Regions from separate parts of the Homo sapiens genome. Here region 1 is linked to region 2. Evidence: chromatin loops called from intact Hi-C (ENCODE). Cell type or tissue: HepG2. All regions are shown on one strand. Each heading gives the region's core, and the rest is flanking DNA. Links, peaks and the distances in the headings are about the cores only. Region 1 overlaps LINC01503 (long intergenic non-protein coding RNA 1503). Region 2 overlaps LOC124902283 (a long non-coding RNA gene).

Region 1 (2,909 bases), core at 113-2,612, 130 kb before region 2:
GGGGTCCGGAACCTGGCAGAGGCTGAGGTTCCGGAGAAGTTGGGCCCCCAGCCTGTTCACTGGGGCACAGGTCACGCTGTAGACGCAGCCCCACTAGCTTGTTTAGGGGTCGAGGACTCCTACAACATCCCCGGGAGGGGGGTGGCACTGGGACCCTTATTTCCTCCTGTGGAAGCAGAACCAGGTGACCCTCGCCCCCCGGCTGGCTGTGGTGCTGTGTGTCACCCGGCTGGGTCAGGCCCTGACACCGAGCAGGGTTCACTGTGGCTCTTGAAGACCTTGTTGTTGGGGCTGAAACGCATCTGCACCTCCACCTGGGTCCTCCGTCCCTCAGGGTGGGTGTTTATTCCCAAGCAAGGGGTCACCCAGAGAGCAGCCCAAAACCTCCCTTGAGTCCTGAGGAAGGGGCAGCCAGAGGCTGGGCTGGGAGGAGGCGTGGCAGGCGTTGGGAGCAGCTGCTCCAAGTGCAGTGACCATATTTTTCTGAGCTGAAAAATGAGGACACAGGATGTAGCTGAGGGCTTTCTCAGGTTGGTTCACTTAATGAAGGGGAAAAAACCTTCCAAAGGTATGAAAGTTAAAGCTTATTTAGTTATGTGGGGAATAGCTTGTTTTTGTGGAAGGAACCTGAGTTTCCAAAATCAGGGGTTTTCTGGAAAGGAATAATTCCATTTGGCTAATATTTGGGGGGCACCTGGACCAACCTTGTCTTTAGTGGGAAGCAAAGCAGGCATGATCCTGGCCTCACAGAGTGACGTAGGGAGACGGACAGTATTCCAATAATTTCATGGTTCAGAGGTCTTTTAGGAGGTAACTGATGAAGAGGGAGCGCAGGATGGGGTGGGGAAAGCACATTCCAGGCAGGGAACAGCATATGCAAAGGCCCTGTGGCTGGAGGGAGAGCTTCGCGTTTGAGGGACAGGAGGGCAGCCCCGAATGTGACGAGCGAGAGGGAGAGGAGGATGGAGATGTGGGCAGGGGTCAGTCTGGGCGGTGGCCAGCAGCCATGAGAGTGTGATGGGCTGTCTCTGGCAGGCAGTGGGGGAGCCATGGATGGTTGGACACAGGCGTGACCTGGTCATCCTGGTGGATGTTGATGGTGATGAGGAGAAGGATGGGGTTGAGAATCGTAGGAGGTACTGAGTTCTTACCGCGTGCCAAGCACCATTTCACAGATCGAAGTGAGGGCTGGGGAGGGGAAGTGACTTATCCAGGTCACACCACTGGCAAATGGCAGAAATGGGACTCAGACCGCATCTGTCTGGCCACACAGTCCGCACGCTCGTCCTGCATGTCCTGTACACACTGTACACAGAGCTGCCCTTTGTCTGGATGCGGAAGCCAAGGGACATGCAGACGACCCTGTCACCTGCCTCCCTGTGGTGCTGACTCCTCTCTGCTCTGAGTTCCAGGCTGGGTGGGGACTGCAGGTCACAGGATTGGCCGGAGCTGGAAAAGCCCAGCTCAGTTCCTGCTGAGGCCCAGCAGGGGAAGGAGAGGTTGCAACATCGGCGGAGGCTGAGGTTCCGGAGAAGTTGGGCCCCCAGCCTGTTCACTGGGGCACAGGTCACACTGCAGACGCAGCCCCACTAGCTTGTTTGGGGCTCGAGGACTCCCACAACATCCCCGGGAGGGGGGTGGCACCGGGACCCTCATTTCCTCCTGTGGAAGCAGAACCAGGTGACTGCACTGCTGTAGACCCACCAGCGGCATTGAAAAAACCCTCACCAGGCTGGGCGAGGTGGCTCATGACTGTAACTCCAGCACTTTGGGAGGCCAAGGCAGGCAGATCAATTGAGGTCAGGAGTTCAAGACCAGCCTGGTCAACAAGGTGAAATCCCATCTCTACCCAAAATACAAAAACTAGTCCGGTGTGGTGGTATGCACCCGTAATCCCACTACTCAGGAGGCTGAGGCAGGAGAATCGCTTGAACCCGGGAGGCGGAGGTTGCAGTGAACCGAGATTGCGCCACTGCACTGCAGCCTGGGCGACAGAGTAAGACTCTGTCTCAAAAAAAAAAAAAAAAAAAAAAGAAAGAAAAGAAAAAAGAAAAAGCCCTTATCCCCTCCTTAATCATTAGGGAAATGCAGATGAAAACCCGGATGAGACGTCACCTCCCACCCATTAGGATGGCTACTATCAGGAACCAGAAAGAACAAGGGCTGGTGGGGAGGAGGTGGAGAAATTGGAACTCTCAAGCATTGCTGGTAGGAATGAAAATGGTGCAGCCGCTGTGGAAAACAGCATGGCAGTTCCTCAAAAAAAGTAAAAATAGAATTACCATATGATCTAGCATTTCCACTTCTGGGTATGTACCCAAACGCGTTGAAAGCAAGGCCTCGAAGACATATTCATGCTCCCATCTTCATAGCAACATCACTCACAATAGCCAGAAGGTGGAAGCAACTCAAGTGTCCTTGAATGCAGGAATAAACAAAATTTGATACATACGTACAATGGAATATTATTTAGCCATAAAAAGGAAATTCTGACACACGCTATAACATGGATGAACCTTGAAGACATTACGCTAAGTAAAATAGCCTGTCACAAAAGGACAAATACAATAGGATTCCACTTATGTGAGGCTCTAAAGAAGTCACATTCATAGAGACAGAGAGTGGAATGGTGATGGCCAGGGAGAAGGAGGAGTTAGTATTTCACGGGTACAGAGTTTAAGTTTTACAGGATGAAAAGAGTTCTGTGGGTGGATGGTGGTGACCGTTGCACAATAGCATGAATGTACTTAACACTACAGAACTACACACTTAAAAATGGTTAAGATGGCACATTTTATGTGTATTTTAAAAAATTTTTATTCTCAGTTCTCTTATGTTATTGACAGCTGGCTTTCTTTTAAGTTTTTTTTCTTTTTTCTTTTTTGAGACAGTGTCTCACTCTGTCACTC
Region 2 (2,885 bases), core at 386-2,885:
AGCCAAGACTTGAACCCAACCCTGAGAGGGCTCGGTCCAGAACCTACATTCAAAGCCTCGGGGCTGAGCTGCTGCACATAGCAGGTGCTGTACGCAGGATTTTCAGGTGGACCATGAGCAAATGAGTAAATGGCCCTATGTGCTTTCCGAGGGAGGATCTAACCTGGAAGAACTGATTGTTTCTGGGCCCTAAATGTCACCTGGTTTCCCTGGTAGGAGCTTACTTCTAGCTTCTATGCCCAGGATTCAAAGCTAACCACGGGGCTGGGCAAGGTGGCTCATGCCTGTAGTCCGAGCACTTTGGGAGGCCAAGCCAGATTGCTTGAGTTCAAGACCAGCCTGAGCAACATACTTGAGACCCTGTCTTTTTTTTTTGAGACAGAGTTTCACTCTTGTTGCCCAGGGTGGAGTGCAGAGGTGCGATCTCGGCTGCAACCTCAGCCTCCAGGGTTCAAGCGATTATCCTGCCTCAGCCTCTCAAGTAGCTGGGATTACAGGCGCCCGCCACCATGCCCAGCTAATTTTTGTATTTTTAGTAGAGACGGGGTTTCACCATGTTGGTCAGGCTGGCTCGAACTCCTGACGTCAGGTGATCCACCCGCCTCAGCCTCTCAAAGTGCTGGGATTACAGGCATGAACCACCACGCCCGGCTGAGACCGTCTTCACAAAAAATTTTTTTCAGTTAACTAGGTAATTTATTTATTTATTTATTTATTTTATTTTTTGTTTTGGAGACAGGGTCCCGCTCTGTCACCCAGGCTGGAGTGCAGTGGGGCAATCTCGACCCACTGCAACCTCTGCCTCCCAAGTTCAAGCAATTCTTGTGTCTCAGCCTCTCTAGCAGCTGAGATTACAGGCATGTGCCACCATGCCCAGCTAATTTTTGTATTTTCAGTAGAGACGGGGTTGGCCAGGCTGGTCTTGAACTCCTGACCTCAAGTGATCCACCCGCCTCAGCCTCCCAAAGTGTTGGGATTACAGGTGTGAGCCACTGTGCCCGGCCATAGCCAGGTAATTTAATAGCAAGGTGGCACACACCTATAGTCCCACCTACTCAGGAGGCTGAGTGGAGGATTGCTTGAGCCCAGGATTTGAGCCTGCAGAGAGCCATGATTGCACCACTGCACTGCAGCCTGGGTAACAGAGTGAGACCCTGCTCTCAAAAAATAAAAATTAAAAAATTAAAAAATAAATAATAAAAACCAAAGATAGCCATGGTGACAATGTCTTGTGGTTTATAAAATGCTGATTCATGTCCACTGTCACCTTTGATCTTAACCTCTTCCCATGAGTCAGCAGGGGAGGCCCTGTTCTCATCCCCGTTTTATAGGAGAGAAAATTGCGGGTCACGTTGCCTGGTGCACAGTGACCGTTCCGCACACGGTGGGTCTTCTTGTTCCTTTGAATAGTGCTTTCTTAGTATTATGCTACTACTAACAATTTTTAAAAAAAAATTGGAGGAATGAGATGTGGGAACGCAGAAGAAGTCCACGTGGAGGACTCAGGAGAGCAGCAGCTGCTGGACTTGGCGTTGACCTTGAGGTATCTCTTCCCTTCTCCGATGCCTGTTTTCCTGGTATAGAATGAGGAAGTTGAACAAGATGGTCCTCTCTCCCCATCCCCATTCTGGGATCTTCTGCTTTGTGTCCCTGGGGTTGGGAGGGGCCAGGGTCCCCGGCCATCGGCCAGCGAGGTCAGAAGCAGCTCCTAGCTGGTGGGCAGTGTGCCTCTCCTGGGCCCTCTGCCGGCATCTCCCAGCTCCCTTCCTGAGCCTGCCTCTGAGATGAGACCTGGCATAAAGATGGGGACAGCATCAAGGACCCGGACAGCATCAAGGACCCTCAGTCTTTGCTGAGGATGAGCTGCAGAGACAGGTGATAAGCGACCTCAGGCCCTCCACAGGCTGCGGTTTCCAGAGGCACTGGGGGATGTGAGGTGGAAGCAGAGGCCTGCCTTCCTGTGCCCTGGGGCTTGGCATGTCAGCCCTCTGAGCCTCAGTGTCCTCATCTCTAAAACAAGAGTGATAGCACAAATAAACACCCTTCTCATAGGACTGCCATGTCAATTACACACATTTATACACATAAGCACTTAGAATATAGCCTTTCTTTCCTTTTTCCTCTCCCTCTCCTTTCCTTCCTTTCTTTGTTGTTTTTGTTTTTGTTGTTGTTGTTTTTGAGACAGCTTCTGGCTCTGTCACCCAGGCTGGAGTGCAGTGGCATGATCTCAGCTCACTGAAACCTCCGCGTCTCACGTTCAAGCGATTCTCATGCCTCATCCTCTCGAATAGCTGAGATTATAGGCACGTGCCACCACACTCGGCTAATTTTTATATTTTTAGTAGAGATGGGGTTTCACCATGTTGACCAGGCTGGTCTCAAACTCCTGACCTCAAGTGATCCACCCACCTCGGCCTCCCAAAGTGCTGGAATGACAGGCGTGAGCCACCATGCCTGGACTAGAGTACATCCTTTCTCAGTAAGCATGCAGTTAATGCTACAGAGAGTACAGTTATTGATTACCAGTTATTAGAAATATTATTATTAATAACATTATGAAAGGTTACCAGACATTTACAAATGACTGAAAAAGAAAGAAGCGTATTTGAATTTCAAGAAACAATAGTGCGCCGGGCACGGTGGCTCAGGTCTGCAATTCCAACACTTAGGGAGGCTGAGTCAGGAGGATCGCTTGTGTTCAAGACCTGCCTGGGTAACATGGCAAGACCCCATGAGGGGTCATGAGAGTGAGGCCAGGTGTGGTGGTTCACACCTGTAATCCCGGCACTTTGGGAGGCCAAGGTGGAAGGAAGATTTGAGCCCAAGAGTTTGAGACCAGCCTGGGCAACATGGCAAAACCCTGTCTCTACAAAAAATACAAAAAT

Evidence for each region. Hi-C counts contacts between places; a loop is a spot of excess contacts. Peaks named below come from ENCODE experiments on the same cell type or tissue, not always from the same donor. Only the 100,000 strongest peaks of a DNase experiment are listed, where the experiment ranks them.
Region 1: it touches region 2 in a loop (5-fold over the local background); 36 of 110 quality-filtered maps call a loop at or near these places.

Annotation. Positions count from the first base shown.
Region 1 is chr9:129,342,618-129,345,526 of GRCh38, forward strand. The region is part of intron 3 of LINC01503 (long intergenic non-protein coding RNA 1503); the gene reads left to right. Among named protein-coding and RNA genes, the nearest start is that of LINC01503, 7.1 kb to the left of the region's middle. In HepG2, for the core only: a CTCF peak has its summit at 1,472; a DNase peak (open chromatin) is centred at 1,374.
Region 2 is chr9:129,475,617-129,478,501 of GRCh38, forward strand. It overlaps LOC124902283 (a long non-coding RNA gene), which reads right to left. Exons shown (of 2, transcript XR_007061814.1): 2 at 1,220-2,010. Among named protein-coding and RNA genes, the nearest start is that of LINC00963, 12 kb to the right of the region's middle. In HepG2, for the core only: a CTCF peak has its summit at 1,723 (motif pointing left); a DNase peak (open chromatin) is centred at 1,285; H3K4me3 peaks cover 641 bases.